2 separate regions of the Mus musculus genome follow, and region 2 is linked to region 1. Evidence: chromatin loops called from intact Hi-C (ENCODE). Cell type or tissue: heart. All regions are shown on one strand. Links, peaks and the distances in the headings refer to the core of each region. The heading gives the core; the rest is flanking DNA.

Region 1 (8,000 bases), core at 1-8,000:
GATAACTTATACAAACCCCAACTACCATGACATAAGAAGGTCAAATATAAACAGATTGTAATACAGTATTATTCACGACATTCCTACCAGTGCTTTTTGTATACAGGGCCCTTGCTAACAGAGTGCCTGTAACCTGAAGAGATAAATGACACACTTCCAATGAATTAAATGAAGTAGGTCCATAAATAAAGACATTAAAAGATCACGGAGTAAATTTGGTATCTTTCTATGGAAGCTCACTCAGTATGCAAATGTGTTGTCAAGTGTACAGTGTGTGTGCATGTTCCAAAGCATTGGGACACATCATTAGAACTAAATAATTACTCATTAGAATAACGTATATAAATTAAATCATTTTTCATTTATCTAAGGGCAACTTATAATGCTTAAATATATTAGTACTGAATTTGCAAGGGGTTTCCTACAAGGAAAATCAGTTCCATTGGTTCCATTATATACATTTTCAAATATTACTGGAAATAATCTTTCTTTTTCTTTGGTTTTAATGTAATAAAGTAGAAAATTAATAAACATTATAAAATTAACAAGACAAAAAGATAAAATATGCATGTAAGAACTTAGAAGGTTATTTCTGTTATTTCTTAACCTTGCAGACTGTCGTGTACCACAAAGTCCTTTATCTATGAGATATTTTAAAGGCATGGTTATTAATTAGTTCCTGCTATTCTACGGCCAGAATTCTATAAAAGTATGTGTCTGGTATGCTATCTTGTAAACATAACTTGTAACAAAAGCTGTGAATGTATGTAATTTTCACTTACATATATGAATTGAACGTCCCTTCAGTGTCTAAGGTAGAATTTGATCCTCTTCCATTTTGACTTAGATCTCCTAGAGACAAAAATAGAAACACTGAAATAACAGAAATTGCAAAATTGAGTATTTCCATTAAAAAGCACTATGTGACAGCTCTACGTAGTCTCACAGTAAAAAATTTCAAAACAATAGATATATATCCTGCCCTTTTCTATCTTCCCAATTATCTTTTGTACTCAGAGCTTTTAGGTTAAAAACTCACGTGTAGGTCAACATACAAACCAATATCAAAACTCTTAATTTGGGTAGGAGACTGCCAAAGTAATTGCTAGCAGGCAAAGTATGATAACTTTTGTTAAATTTCTTTTATGGATCACAGAAACACAGGAACTTATAAACCATTTAACTACATGCTGATATTTATGAACTCTTTTGTTACAAAGCAGGTCTCCTTTCTAAGCAGCAGTATAGTCAAAGGGGTAGAAGTAGAGAACAAAGCTAAAAGCTATGCCACTATCCAGCAGTCTCAAAAGCAGACAGGCAAAAGGAAACACACAGGGAGGTGATGAGCAAGAATACATTTTTAAGGAACCTTCCAGTATACCTTAACATTTCTTCTAAACCATGTTTTTAACTGTTGATGTTATATTTGAATGGTTAAAAACTAAGCAATACAAAGCTTGGAGAGAAATTTCAACAAAAGACATATGTTTTCTGTAATAAAATTGTTTGCACATAAAAACAAGAATATTTGTAAAATCATATTTAGAATATATGTGTGTATGTATGCAAATATCAGAATCAATATTAAAGAAGAAAATAAAATTTTAAACTATTTTAAAGGTTAGCAAGATCCCAGTTAAAAACATCTTATACTTAGAAATTTAGTAGTTTACTTCATTAAACACATATTTTAAAATACTGCGCTCATGAAGCAGTACATGATTAAATATATTATTTCTTCCTCAAAGCAAATTAGGACCAGAATATAATTAAGTTTTAGAGTTCTAATCCCTGCAATGTAACTTTCAAAATCATTTCACATTTAACAACTTAATAATTTAGTGATATATCAGTTTTCCTGAGATTATAACAATAGACCTGGTTATATCAAATAGTAATTGTAAAGATTTCAGTTTAAAAATGAGATTTAAATTTTTGTAGATAATACTAAGGTACTTTTTTTCCATAATTATGCCATTCATTAAATAGCTCCTGAAAACGGAGATGAACTTCCTGTGGCGGCCGTGTCTTGTTTCACATAAGAATGCCAATTCCTCTCCAGAGCTGCGTGTTTCTGACCAGCACTCAAACGCTAGGGAGATTCTTACTTAGCTTGCTGAACCTTTTAATAGGATGCCTTTTTCAAAATATCTTCCCAAGGTGTTTCTGACTGCTTATTTTAAACATAAAACATATTTCAATCAAAGAGAATGACAAATACACAGACAGAAACAGCAAGACCAACTAACACCACAGATAACCAAATGGCAAGAGTCAAGGGCAAGAACATAAGCAACAGAAACCAAGGTTAGTTGGCATCATCATCAGAATCCAGTTCTCCCACCACAGTGAGCCCTGGATGACGCAACACACCAGAAAAGCAAGACTCTGATTTAAAATCACATCTCATGATGATGATAGAGGACTTTAAGAAGGTTTTAAATAACTCCCTTAAAGAAATACAGGAGAACACAGATAAACAGCTAGAAGCCCTTAAAGAGGAAACTCAAAAATCCCTTAAAGTATTACAGGAAAACACAACCAACAGGTGAAGGAATTGAACAAAACTATCCAGGATATAAAAATGGAAATAGAAGCAATAAGGAACCCCACAAAGGGAGACCCCCTGGAGATACCAATAGAAACAACAGAAAGCCCACATACACAAGGAAGCTGAACAACGCTCTATTCAAAGATAACTTGGTCAAGGAAGAAATAAAGAAATTAAAGACTTTTTACATGCTCTACAATGTACATAGCAGCCTTATTTATAGTATCCAGAATCTGAAAAGAATCCAGATATCCTTCAACAGAGGAATGGATGCAGAAAATGTGGTATATTTACATAATGGAATACTACTCAGCTATTAAAAACAATGACTTCATGAAATTCACAGGCAAATGGATGGATCTAGAAAATCCTGAGTGAGATAACTCAGTCACAAAGGAACACACATGGTATGCACTCACTGATAACTGGATTTTTAAAAAAAAGGATGACAAATTATTTACAAAATAAAAGCAAATGTTTATGATTATTATAGTTGTGTGTAAGCTAATTCTTTTACAACAAGGGTGAGATTACACATATAATATCTTATTTCAATTAAAATTAGTAGGATTATCATAATCTGAAATGATAAAAGAAATAGTATCTCAGTCACTAAACCTAATTTTCCTGTATTCCATGCTCTTTAAAAGCTTGCAGACACTTCGTGTGTGTCATTCCAGCACCAGCACAGAGCAAGCATTACTGCTATACCCTGACATCAGATGCTTCCTCATCTTTAGGACTAAAGATTGCAATTAGTGAGGTAAATCTCACCTACATAACTCTTGCTCATTTCAGCTGGATTCCATAAGAACAAGTATTTAAAAATCATTCAAATAAGAAAAGCTGTGGGGATTTTATTTGCTTTGTTTGTTGGTTTATTTTTGAGTGTCTCACTGTAGAGCTCAGAGGACCTAAAACTGGCTATGCAGATGAGACGCCTTCCTCTGCTAGGTTTAGTCACCACAATACCATGTCTAGCGCTTTTCTCAATAGCCATATTTTATTATAAGATGTTGCACACATTTTGTATATTTTCCATAGTTTGTAATTGTCACCTGAGAAAATGCCACATTAACTGTAATTTCCAAGGTGCAAAAGACTGTAATAAGGAAACAAAAAAGCAGATTTTCCTTCTCAAAAATATACCACATAAGGAGTGAAACTGTTTCACTAGCAATATCTGTGAAAATTTTCAGAATTTGTTACACAGGGAAAAGTCAATAAAGTTTTGAAGTGGGAAAAACAGCTTTGTCCTTTCAAGCCTACAGTTGAAATTATTACAGCAAATGTTTATGACAGGAACAAGTTCTCAATTTTAGTATAGATGTTTTAAATTCTTATTCTGGAGTAAACGACTGTTGAAAGGTTTACACACACACACACACACACACACACACACACACACACACACACACACACCAGAGTTTGTATTCCTAGAAAACTGTACATAAAGGATGCTATGTACTGTAGGAATCTTTATTAATGTGAGACATTTGGAGGCGTTACCACTGATAACCAGGAGAAAACAGACAGACAACAGAAACTCATCCTTCATTTAAACTGTGACATGCTAAGAGCGCATCTAAAGATGAGAAAACCCCAAATAAAAACTACAAGCAAATGTCATTCTATTACTAATTTGCTTTTAAATGTAGTAAAGTAAGCATTAATTTCAAAGGGAAGGAAGTAAGTGCAATGACAATATAATCTTGGAACGTATGTGTAGTGTTCCTCTAAAATATCAACAGAGGGTGCAAGAGAGTTTAATATGTTTTTAGGTGTCCTCGTAATTTGGGAATCAAGCTGTCAAACAACCAACAATAAGTGCAACAAGACTGTACAGACTGATTTTCACTCACATAGACAGATAGAAACACACACACATACCCTGCATGCACACACACAAAAAGGCTTTAAGTGTTAATATAACACAAATACTCAATTGTGTTTTAGAATACTAAATTTCCTTTTGTTTGAAAAGTAATTTAACAGCGTAAGACAATTTTCAGAATATAATTTCGATTTTAAAGGTATTTCAAAACCTAGTATACAAAGGGACATGGCGATTTTAACTCAGCTTATATAATTTAAATATGTATATGAATTATACACAAATATACAGTATAACAATCAATGTTATACAATAATTTACAATATACTCTAGTTTATATCTTTAACATCAACTCACCAATTCTTGTAGCTACAAATGTGTGAAATTTACGTATTATTATTATTATTATTATTTTTACTATTATTACTTGGTAAGCAACTTCGTAAAATAAGTAACACAAAGTAGTTTGGCTCTTCTATTGTCACTAAATGAAGTTATCAGTACTGGGGCAGAATTACATCTAACTGTGTTGTTGGCCAAAGGGGTCCCATGGAAATCCGCAAACAACTCAGGTTGTCTTCAAGGGAATAGGTGGTTGATCTGCAGACTGACAGCAAGGCTATATTGCTGAAGACAACACAAACACAAGGAGGTTCTCCTCATTGAACAAGGAGAAATTGATCTGGTGTGTCCACACAGTACCTTCACCCCTACTTTATAGGTCTTTGATATAGGAAGGTTCTCTGCACACTACCAAAGGACATATGTAAATACCAACCCAGCACAAACTCTCATCTCCAGTGGAGTCCTCCCTGGAAGAGAAAATGGTGGCACGGAGAGTGAGAGACCTTGGAACACTCAGCCCCGTGGAATGTCTCAATCAAATCTCTCCACTCAGCGCTCAGGATATCCCTCAGAAGAGAAGATAGAAAGTGTAAGAGCCAGAGGAGATGCAGGACACCAAGAAATAAGGCTCTCTAAATCAACAGGATCGAAGGTCATATGAACTCACAGAGACTAGAGACCAAGGCAGCATGCACAGAGCTGCAAGCTTTTGTATCAAGTCCGGTCTGTACACATGCATTATGGCTTCCAGTTCAGTGCTCCTATGTGATTCCTGAGTGTGGGAACGAGTGGGTCTCTGATTCTTGTGCTCTCTCCTTGAGCTCTTTCTTTTCCCTGTTGGTTTTGAACAACTCCGATATACTAGTTTTTGTTTTATGTTTTATTACATTTCCTTATGATCACAGAGAAGCCAGTCTTTCTTTTTGAGAGACAGAAAAGGAGTAGATCTAGAGGGGAGGTAGGAAGGAACTAGGAGAAGAAGAAGGAGAGAAGCCATAATCAGGAAATATTACGTGAGAAAAGATTCTATTTTCAATAAGGGGAAAAATTAAAAATGAAGTAATATGCTCATTTGAAGAAAAAAATGTTCTCAATTTGTGTTAGCTGGAATGATTATACAAATCCCCAGTATTTTCAAGTAATAATTTCTAACATATATGTATCTAAGTTATTATGACAATAATCATATAACTGTAACTTAAATTTCAAAATAGGATAAGTAAACTCAAGATATTCTTTTTGCTTTAACTACACTCATGTTGAGATAATGATATTTATTTGTTTGATCCATGAACTGTTGAAATCATGCTAAGTGAAGATTTATAATAAGTTTCTATAGAAATTTTTTATGCACCAAGATCTATCTGTTTCGAAAAGAATAAAAATATTTAAACTAGGTTAAAGTAGATAGACAAACACTACAGATAAGAATAGTTACTCAAATGTGCCTTTAGCTTACATTTGAAAGCACTGAATTTGAAAGTATCACCGCAGGCTAAGTCGGAACACTGAAAAACACTGCACACTCAAGAAAGACCTGTCAGAGAAGTGGTATTTACTTTTTAGGTTTCTACTAGTGTATAGGGGAGAGGCTTTGATTCAAACTAAGATTAGAAAAAGCAATTAAATGTTTTATTAACTTTAATATCCTCAGAAAGCATGATTAAAAATATTATGGTTAAAATGTAGTCATGTGCCGATACACAGTATTTTAAAGCAAACTGTGAGGAGACAGTTTAATCTTCTTTATTATCTTGAATTTATCTACATTTTAAAGATCAAATAATGGTCTGATTAATTTCTCTATCTTAAAATTGTTATTTTTAAATAATAAAAACTCTTTGGAAAGAAAATATTTTTTGGGCATTGTTTTAAGTCAGATCAACTTGTCTCAGAGAATAGAGGTTATGTATGTCATCAAGATACTGAGAAAAGTTTCATGAAATCTTCATGTTACATTCAGTACCACATTTGCTCTTTTGTTTGTTTTGGTTTTTGTTTTGTTGTTGTTTGAAACAGGGTTTCTCTGTGTAGCCCTGACTGTCCTGGTACCGTGGACTAGCAGTCCCGGAAATCAGAGATCCACCTGCCTCTGCCTTCTGAGTGCATATTTTAAATAGCAGAGAATCAAATGGTGCAGTGGGCACAGCCCTTTCCGCAAATACACGTAAACACCTGAGGTTTTATAGATATTATAGAATATAATATTATAGAAAGCTAATATGGCTATCATGTCTGCAACTCCAATTCAAATGACAGAGATCCTGGTCCTCCTTACTCACTAAGTCTAGCCAAATCAACAAGCACCAAGTTCAGTGAAGCAATATTGTCTCAAAAATTAAGGTGGAAAAAAATAGGAGAGGCCATTTGATGTTGATCTCTTGCTTCCAAGAACCAACCCATGTCCACACCTTCCAGGAACTGACCCATTTAAACACAGATACACTATCTACACTCAAACATGCTCACAAAGTTATAAAAAAGAAAGGAAAAAAATTCAGAAAATTATGAAAGGAAAGTAGCAGAAGGTGTTGCTGGGTTTCCCGTGGAGGTGGATGGCATGGATAGTTGTAGAAAGAACTTGCTGAGCTGGTGGGGACAGCCTATCACTAGAAGTTACCTTCTGTGAACTGTACTCTGAGCAAACTTAGGGCACATGACACAGGACTTCATGATGAGTCCTGAGCAATAGAGCTCTACAGACTGTTAGAAGTAAGTACACAGCTTGGAGAGTGATTAACAGAAAGGCCATACTGAGGCTCTAAAACATTTCCTAGATAGCGTCAATGATCCACAAAATTCTCCAAAATAATGAGCTTCTACAGTCCTGCACATAACTATGTCTTACTATAGGAAAAATTTATTTTACTAATATTTAACAAAAGATACTAAGTTATGGTCTTATTTTAATAGTAATGGAACTTAGCACTGAGCTACACCAACTCTACAGGCTATCTGCCATGACCACAGCAAACCCTTACTATATACATATCCTATTTCCAGAGAGGTTTGCAGCCTACAATGTTGTAATTTAGTTAATCGTAGTTATTATATTTCTATAATAATAAAATCTGAATAGGCAGGAGAGAGCACACGAAAACAGACTTAGAGAAGAGCTTCCTAAAAGTAAGCATGGCGTCAAAGAGTATTAGAAAATATTCATTTAAACATAGACAATAATATTAAGGTCAATGAATCATACACTTGAAATTTCACTACAAGTTCTCCCTGTTTAGACAAGACTGATTCATCAAGTGACAATCTATAAAT
Region 2 (9,891 bases), core at 1,003-9,002, 190 kb after region 1:
AGATTATTACATAAAAGACTCCGAAATTACTTTTTCATTAATTATTACCGAATTTTTAAAAATCCTAGTAGAAGACTGATAAAATAATTCAAACTGTAGTTCAGGAAACAGGGTCGCTCCACAGTAGAAAGAACATCCTTTTTTTCTTTCTTTTTTTTTTTTTTTTTTTTTTTTTTTTTTGTAAATAGCATTACTTAATTGCCGAATGCATGGTCTTGATCTCGTCAAAACAGTATTTTAAAATCCCATAAATGTACTAATTAAGATTAAAGATCAATTTAAGATTATAGACACTGAAAGAATAAGAAATGTAAAAGAACAGGAACCTGACATTATTTAGACGTATCTGCTGAGCACAAAACTCCAGGCATTTATATAACCCACTATCTCAGTTAAACTTTTATGTGATATTTTAATGAAAATCTACACAAGTTTTCTGAGATGCCTCACCAACAAACAGAAGTAGAATTTCAGCTCAGTATTGTCTGGATCTAGACTATAATTCTATTAACAACTCCCCTTTCTTTTCTCTAGAATCAGGTGCCCTGTGGGTAATATCAGAGTTAAAGTAAAAATAAAACTCTTTATTTACAGAAACAACTTGCGTCCCTAATCTTTCAAGAATCTTTAATAACAAGCTTCAAACAGCTAACATAAGTAATTCTAGTTTAAATCACAGCTTTACTGAGTCTATGTTCAGGTTCTATAAGTAAACAGACTATAAGGTTCCTAAGTGATTCCCAACATATACATGTCTTACTGACAGTCAAAAATAAGATCAACATCTCCAAACCCAGCACCCCACCTACTTCTCTCATGGCTTATTCACCATGTGCTGATAGACTAGCCTTGCTGGCTCTTCCTAGTCAACCATTCTTTTAATGGGCTTGTATCTGAAAACAAGGTGAAATGCTTATTGTCTACTAGCCTCCATCAAAATCTTGACATTTGCTTTCTAGGAAATACATGGGTACCCGTATTTTCCATACCACTCCTTTTCTAACAACAACAAACACAAAAAATAATCCCTCTTTAAGGAATAAATGGTATATCACAGTAATGTACACATTACATAGTAAAACAGAAATCCCATAATATCCACATTTGTGTTGGCTGAACATAATGCACTTGCTACTTCCTCCTTTTTTAATGCCAGTAGCAGGCTACAGGCTATCTCAGAAACACTAGGCTACAACTAGAAGAATATGACTCTAGTTCTAACTCCACCAAGGAAATACTGATATAACTTGAATGCTTTTCCTTCTTCCTCTCCAAAGCGGGGTAGATAAAAGACAAGGAGAGCAAGAAAGGAAAACCATACCAGAAGAGTTAGTTCATCAGCTCTCCCAACACAAAGACCTATAATTAATCACTTTAACCATTTTAATTGTATATGCATAATGTTAGACCAATAGCACCACCATTTTCAGACTTTCAGTATCTCAAACAAACTGTACCAACTAAATAATTTCCAATGTTTAATTAGGCTATTTTGTAGTCATTTACAAATGAAGTGAAGATAGAATAATGAACTCATATAGACACAAGAAAAGGCTCAACAAATTATGAAAATCTGCAATGTCTAATCACAAAACTTCCTGTTTTTTCATCCATACAGACTAAAACATGGAAACTACAGATGCTTTCCCTCTAATCACAAAGGCATGATTACAACAGTATCCACAATAATTGGTAGATTGTCATCTTGCCATCTTCTGATGCTGCTTTTTTTTTTTTTAATGAGACAGGGTTTCACTATATAGTCCTGAGTGGCCTGGAACTCATAATGTAGACCACACTGTTTTCACGAAGATTAGTTTGTCTCTGCCTCCCAAGTGCTAGGGTTAAAGGCAGCCACTGTCAGCCAGGCCAGAGGCAAAAAAAAAAAAAAAAAAAAAAAAACAAAACACACACATATATATATAAAACATGTGTGTGTGTATATATACATATATATATACATACATATATGTGTGTGTGTGTGTGTGTGTGTGTGTATACATATAAAGAAAAGATGTGTTGTCCTGAAATTCTTCAGTAATTAAATACTGCAATGACTTCTAAAACTGACTAAACTGATTTTATAATGGATTATTGCTCAACACACAAAGTACTACAATGTTTCATATAAAAGTTTTATACAGATTTCTCTAAGATCACCTGTATTATAAAAAGATAATGCAGTGGCAGTGTTAAAAAGAGATAAGAGTGACAGTGTTTCTGACACTAATGAGAAAATACTGTTTTTCCACTAAAGTTCCAAGATATTACTTAGTATGTGTCAAAAATAGGATGTTTTCTCAGCAGTACACCATAACAAAATGACGTAGGAACACTTCTAAATGTCATTATTCTACATAACCAGTCAAGACTAATTAGAAAGGTCTATTTCTGACATAGTATAATTTTAATAGCTTTTGTTTGACCTAAATATGTTAATGGTATTACGGAATATGACAATAAAACTTCACCCTCCCCCAAAATAAATAGTATTGGTTTTACAAAAGAATTACACTAAAACTATAAAGAGATGGTGAAAAAATCCTACAAGCAATAATAATTTCTCAAGTTTCAGACCACACAGCATACCATACTACTATCCTACTGATCTATCCATATGGAAAGAACTGCCTAAACAGACAGTAAAGCCCCACTATTCACACCGACACAGAGGAAGACACACAGAGAGAAGTCAGGGAAGGTGATATATTAATTTGCAGTAAAACATATACTATTCAACTTAAAATATAGTCCTTTATTTATGGGTTGCCCTTCCTACTTTTTCAGTGGCTAGTTTTTATTGCCCTTACTAGCCAAATAGAGGGCCAGGAATTTGATTAAGTTCTAAACCTAAATAATAAGAAAACAAGTGTAAAACGACAAATACAAAGAAATTTTATCAAAACTAGGCATTGGGATAGAAGAATAGGAAAAAGCCTTCCGTATAAAATATGCATGAAGGTGAAGGGAGGGCAGACATAGGTGGGCCAGGAAAGGCCTTCCAAGTCAAAGCAAAGAAGACACAGTTTACATTTAGCAGTGAAGAGATTGGGACAGCCAAACGTGTGAACAAGTGCGAGCAGAATACAACTTTACAGGTGTGTCTTACGCAGCTCACTCAGGAAGAGCAGAAGCACCAGGCACAGGGTATTAACAAGGGGACATTTTAATTCTTAAAATGAAAATAAAGCTCCTAAACAGCAACACTACAAAAATTCATCCCTTTACTTCTAAATAATAATTAATAATAATAATAATAATAAAAAGGAAGTTATACAAGATAATTAAGATTTGCAAGGATTCATAAGTCAGCCAATCAGAATCCCAAATTAGTATTAGCTATGTCAATCAGGAATGTGATTTATCCATCCAGTTTCTGTTTGCTTAAAAGTTGTAACAATAAAGTGAGTTAAGATGTGTAATGTATTTTAGGATATAAAGAAGCAAGGTAAAGTAATAACTAAAATTAAGATTATAAAACTTATGGGACTAGAAGTAGCTGCTATTAGACTTCCATAAAGACTTTCATAAAGCTCTTTAGAACTTAACTACTTAGCCTGTAAAGGGCTCTACGTTCAATTCCTTGTACCGTAGAAGTAAAAGGACAACCATTTTTATGTATGAAAACCAGAAGAAGTACATGGAATACTTTAAACTCTTTCATTTACATTATAAAAATTACATGAAGGAAAAAAAAAAAACAAATCCAGGTAGGACACCCTTTGTGTGGCTCTCAACTGTTTAAAATATGTGCTTCAAATACCAAGAACACACTGCCCAACTGAGGCTACACTTGAAGATATCAGACACAATGATTTTGCCAATCGAAGAAACTTTCAACCAGCATTACACACGAACCCAAGATTCCGAGCCTATGCCTTAATAAAAACTCAATGAACTGGGAAGCGAGTCTTTTAAGAAGTACGCCAAACCATTTTAACAAAAATAAATAAATAAATAAATAAATAAATAAATAAAACAAAAATGTGGTGCAGGCACCACACAGCATACAGAGCACACAATTTGTACTTCTTTTCCTTCTCCTGGAATCCAGCGTTGGTTCACTCTACTTCCCCCAAGCAAACTTTATTAGTGCACCCTGACACTGAACTTTCCTATCAGGCCACCTCTTCATTCCAAGGGGTGTGTGTGTGTGTGTGTGTGTGTGTGTGTGTGTCCGTCCTTCACAGACACGTAACTTCATTTCTATACACAGAAGATATTTACACCTTTTGTATTGAACAAGGTCTTGTCCATCACCACGTGAGAAATGCAGAATAACAAGTTGTATCAGTTACCACATCCACTGAATTCCTATCACATTTTTAACAAGAACCCAACCCCCAGGGACTCAGGTTTGATCAACGCTCTCTATCCCACTGCAGCTGCCCTTTCCATTCTATTTCGGACACCAAGGAAGTCCTGGAAATAGAACTGAACCAAAGACGCATAACGGAAAAGTGAGTTTCTTTCCCACTGTATTCCAAGAGTTCTTTTCCAATAGTGCATCCTGTGCCACAGCACACTAATAAGAGGTGGTTTGTGGACTACACTGTGATGGACTACGCGTACAAAAGCCCTAGCATTTCAGCACAATCCACCTCAGGCAGTTTAGCATGTAACCTGCATAGTAAAGTTTCAGTCCAGTTCAGAATTGAGAAATGGGGACTCTGCAGAAAGTGATGGGGGGGGGGGGGTGGAAGTTGAAGGGTTATAAAAGATGTAACCTTCAAAAGCTGTTACCATTCTCAAGCGCTGAATTGGTTAGTAAGTCGTCCTGAAACTATTAGTAACTAGGAGTGACCAAACTCTAGGTCGCATATCTGCACAGAATGTATTGGAAGAACAGTACATTTCCAGGAAAACAGAGGGGGCAGGGGGAACTCTCCCAAGTCGTTCTCCTCGGGTCCTGCCAGGCCTCGAACTGACAGATGCCGGCGTGACTAACTTAAGTAGCACTAAGGCAAATTAAGGCAGGAGAGGGTTTCTCTCCTCCGAGGCTGCTCGGCTCCGGGCTCCAGCCGCCTGACTTCCGGCCTGGGAAGGAAACGTGCAGCCCAGGGCTGAAAGAAACAGGGAACCGGCCAAAGAGGAAGTAGAGCTGGCTGAGCAGCTCGGCAATGCCCGGTAGCTGCTTCCCGAGCTCGTCCGGGAGCGAGGACCGAACGGGGACGGGGACTGGGACGAGCGGGCTGAGAGAGGCTGCCTCGCCCGTGTGCGCGCTCGCCCTTCCGCCCGCTCGCCCGCCGGCCCGCAGCGGACCGAGCCCCAGCCCGCCTCCCTTCCCAGCCCGCGCGCAAGCCGCGGCCGGCGGCTCGGGCCTTCCCTGGCGGCGGGACGGGGCCCAGCGAGGCTGAGGGGAGGCCGGGGAGGGAGCGACGGCTGTGCAGCTGCCCGGGGAGGCTGACGGGGGAGGCGAGGCGCTTTTTCACCGTTAGCATCGTTATGTTATTTTTTTACCTGTAGCGCAGCAGGGCTCCCCAGCTCCTATTCCCTGAATCCTCCTCCCCTCCTTTCTCTCTCTCTCTCTCTCTGTCAGTCTCTCTGTCTCTCTCCTCTCTTTATCTCGCTCTCTCGCTCTCTCTCTCTCTCTCCCCGTCAGTCTGCCGGGCTCTCGTGGAACACGCCGGGCCTGGCCCGACCAGCAAGAGAATGGGGCGGGAGGTGGCGGCGGTGACCAGCGGCCACGTGACCACGCTCCCTCCGTAACGGCGTCCGCCTCCTGCTGCGCGCCCTCCCGGCGCTCCACCTCTAGTAACCCCGCGCGCCCGGGGACCCGTGCGCAGGCGCGCGCCCGGGCCTGGGACGAGCCAGCGGGTGAGCCGCGGGTGACCCGCGCTCTGGGAGCCTGGTGTCTTGGGGGATAGGTCGGGGTGAAGAGGGAAAAGGGGACGCCCGAGACCAATGGAGCTGCCTGGGCCATGCCGATGCGCATGCGCGCGGGGCCTCCCTACAGTGGGAGCCGGCCTTCTGCCACAACCCGAGGTCCCCCACTTGCCACCAGCTTCCCAGGGTGGGACTGGCATCGAGGAGATAAGTCAGGCCTGGGAACGTCCTAAGAATCTGGCACTCCTGCCTCGGATCGCACAATTTCCTTGTCTCCTGTAAATGGCCTTCCCTTCATCCTTGGTCTACAGCTGTACAGACTGATGACAGATAGGTCGTGCCACCCAATTTTGTAGGGACTCACTACCTCTTTGTGAAGACCTTCTTTGTATGAATCCAGAGAGGTGCTGTTTTTTGTTTTGTTTTTTTAGCAACCCCACACCTGTAAAAACACACAGGTTTTATCTTCTCAGACCTCGAATCTAGACTAATGACTAGTCATTAGATAGTTAATCTAATGAATGACAATTTTGGCAAATGACTAGACCCTGGTTTTACCGCCCTATGCCCCTGCTTAATCCTGACTTAAAGTTGCATTTAACCTCCAGCAATGGGAGGCTGGTATTTTCTTCTTCAATAAGAAAGTGGTAAATAGCTCATCTGAGTTGGAGAGAGAGAAAGAGAGATCTCTTATTAATCTGTCTTTACAAATAGCGCAAAAAAAAAAAAAATCAGTTGTTATGTTCAGATTATGGAAACCAAAACAGAGGTCAGAAAGTTAGCTAGCTTCCAAGGAAGGCATACCACACTTAACACAGTGATTCTCTTTTTTCTAATGCCCTTCTCACTGTAGCAGAAATTGAACAGGTTGAATAGAGTAAGCTATTAAAAGTTCTGGCTAAACTCATGATTACATTAGTCTCATGAACAGAATCCTAAGAAATAGGAAGATGCATCATGCTGTATTTGGATATTGCTCTCCCAGCTAGCAATACAGCAGTCAGCCACATGACTGGTATTCTACAATGTATAGTGGACTTTGTTCTCCGGCACCGAAATATCTCACCGCAGACCCTCATCTCCTTCCTGAAGTACTGACTATGCTGGTGTTACTGGGACTGTAGAGGTCCTTCAGTGTGGTCACCAAATGACAGGAGAAATCTCTATCCCCTCTTGGGACGCTTAGTCTCATAAATAGCATAATTTAAGAAGGGACCGAAGGGCAATTTCATTAGAGATGAAAAGAACATCTCTGAAGACTATAAAGCTCAGCTGCTTCTCAGAGATGGATAAAAGAAGACAGAAAGCAGCCATACCATTTGTGGTGATTAAATAAAAATCGCCCCCGTAGGCTCATGTGTTCGAATGGTTAGTCACCAGAGAGTAGAGTGATAGAAGGATTTGAAGGTGTGGCCTTGTCAAAGGAAGTGAGCTTTTGAAACCTCAAAAGCTCATAGTGGGCCCAGTCTCTCAGCCTACAGATCAGGAGTAGTTTTCAGCTGCTTCTCCAGCACCATGTCTACCTGCATGTCTCCAGGTTCCTCACCATGATGATAATGGACTAAACTGACACTGTAAGCAAGCTGCCAATTATTATTTTCTTTTCAAAGAGTTGACGTGGTCATGGTGCCTCCTAAGACACCATTGAAGCTGGCACAGAGGGTAGCTACACGGCCAACCACCAACTGCATGGTATGGAAGGAGACTTTACAGAAAGAAAGAAAGAAAGAAAGAAAGAAAGAAAGAAAGAAAGAAAGAAAGAAGGGAGGGAGGGAGGGAGGGAGGGAGGGAGGGAGGGAGGGAGGGAGGGAGGGAGGGAGGGAGGGAGGGAGGGAGGGAGAGAGAGAGAGAGAGAGAGAGAGAGAGAGAGAGAGAGAGAGAGAGAGAGGTAGAAAGAAAGAAAGAAAGAAAGAAAACCCAGAGTGTTAAGGAAAACAAGATTAGGAAGAGACAGAAAAAATTCTAAAAGTAGTCTGACTTAACTAGCTACACAGCTGCAGCCTATACAGGGGATTGGGATTCTAGGTAGGAAAAAGGACAGGATTTCATTGAAAAGATAATTAACCCCACCTATCTCTCTAACTTAAGGTGAGTCCACCCTTCTACAGGCAGCCCTCTGGCCAAGTGAATGGCCCAATCCAGCTAGAATATTAGGTCTCCAGGCCTGAGAGTTAGTTCGCTGTCTTGATGGGGACTTAAATGCTAGGAAGAGTCAGCTAGGTCCCTGCTTGCCTAGTATATTATGTGACCAAAAATGCAAGAAGATATGAGAAACAGCCCAGTCATTCCCCACAACCTGCGTCCTGGTTGTTCCAAGATGGGCAGGCCCACCTGACCCCACTAAATGCAGCTCCACTATCCTTTAGATCACAACAGTAACTTAACAAAGGAACCAGTTCTCTCCTACTTGTTCTTTCTCCCCTCAGAAACAGTCTGTCTATAAGAGCTCAGTCTATAGAGCACTACGACAAGGTGGAGAATAACCCCTTAGGTTCAGTCTCCCAATGTTTTGTTTTGTTTTAAAGTAACCTTAGAAAAACAAACTGAACTGATGAATTCCATAGGATTCACTTATGCTACTTGTAATACAATTCAAGAGTTACAGCATCCCAGCATTGTTATAAATGTGGCAATATCTAAATGAACTCTTTGTCTTGGGTGACACAACTGGAAGCACAAGGGCCAGCCCTTGACTATAACTGGCTTTCTTTTCTTTTCTTTTCTTTTCTTTTCTTTTCTTTTCTTTTCTTTTCTTTTTGTGGTGGTGGTTTTAGGTTTTTTGAGACAGGGTTTCTCTGTGTAGTACTGGCTGTCTTGGAACTCACTCTGTCGACCACGCTGGCCTCAAACTCATAGAGACCTGCATGCCTCTCCGAATCAGAGTGTTGAGATTAAAGGTATGTGCCACCCACCACCTGCTGTCTAAGCCTCTGTCTTTATGAACATTCAACTCCACCCACCTAAGGCGGCCTAACGTGGTAATAAAATGTAAGTCCTGTGGTATGGCGTTGTCGACTGGAAAGTGAGAGGATTGTAGTTTTCTCTTTTTCAATCTTTTATCATTGTTGCTGTTTTTACAATAAAATCTGGTACACTCAGTTTCCTCCCTCGTGGTTTTCTTCCTCCTCTGAGGAGCTGAGGCGAAACACCCTCATCTCATCCTCTGCCCCACCCTCACACTGCAGCTACAGGACGAAGGTTTGGCTCTAGAGACATCTTAACTCTCATTCTAGTCATAGCAAATAAAATTGACATTATTTTTTAGAATGCCTACCAAGAAAATGAAAATAAAGATGCTGAAACCAGAAATCAATTTGTATGTAGTGTCTGCATACCTATGCGTGATAGACTTCTGGCTCCTCCTCTCTTCCAAATCTATTTTTCTCATCTTCCATTGGAATTGAGTTTCAGCTGGGAACACAGCCATCCATCTGGAGGCTACATTTTCTATTCCCCCTTGTGGCTGGGTGTGGCCATGTGACTCCATTTTCATCCAGGGAATGCTAGAGGGAGCAATGTGTTCATTTTCTATATTACTTGCTTTAAAAAAAAAATGTCCACCCTACAATGTTTCTCCCATTCTATTCCTGCTGTGCACTTCGTTCCAGAAATACAGACATAGTGACCTAGCTCCCAGGATGAACAGCCTAGCAGAGCAACTAAACATAGTTGCTGGGTCTCTGGATTGCTTCATGAAAACCTATCTATCCAACATTGACTCTCTGCTCTGACTTCTATTAGAGAGATAAGTGCATGACTTATTTAAGCCACTAAATTTTAAAGCTTTCATTAAAGCCAAATACAATATATAAGGCATTATATTTTGGTAAATAAGTTGCTAGGTGCAGAATCTTAATAATGTAAAACTGTCTAGATTTTCTTTTATAGCATAAAAAATGCATTTTTTCAAAGAAGAAATTATGTTGAGTTTATAGATACCTAATGTTAAATGTTACACTTAAATACTCCAAAGTATTTTACATTGTTATAAGCAACACAGTTCAAATTGTCAGCTCCTGTCTTTGTTGAAATGTTTTCCCCATTCTGTTTTGAATGGCTGCCTAA

Evidence for each region. Peaks named below come from ENCODE experiments on the same cell type or tissue, not always from the same donor. Only the 100,000 strongest peaks of a DNase experiment are listed, where the experiment ranks them.
Region 2: a loop joins it to region 1, with 2.3 times the contacts of the local background. A loop is called at or near these places in 2 of 42 quality-filtered maps.

The regions. Positions count from the first base shown.
Region 1 is chr17:50,983,823-50,991,822 of GRCm38, forward strand. It overlaps Tbc1d5 (TBC1 domain family, member 5), which reads right to left. Exons shown (of 22, transcript NM_028162.4): 4 at 783-852. Among named protein-coding and RNA genes, the nearest start is that of Gm31083, 110 kb to the left of the region's middle. In heart, for the core only: a CTCF peak has its summit at 4,299; no DNase peak of the experiment used is centred there.
Region 2 is chr17:51,173,640-51,183,530 of GRCm38, forward strand. Tbc1d5 (TBC1 domain family, member 5) reads right to left here and starts at 5,713. Exons shown (of 22, transcript NM_028162.4): 1 at 5,461-5,713. In heart, for the core only: no CTCF peak of the experiment used is centred there; DNase peaks (open chromatin) are centred at 5,052 and 5,742; H3K4me3 peaks cover 2,312 bases; H3K27ac peaks cover 2,221 bases.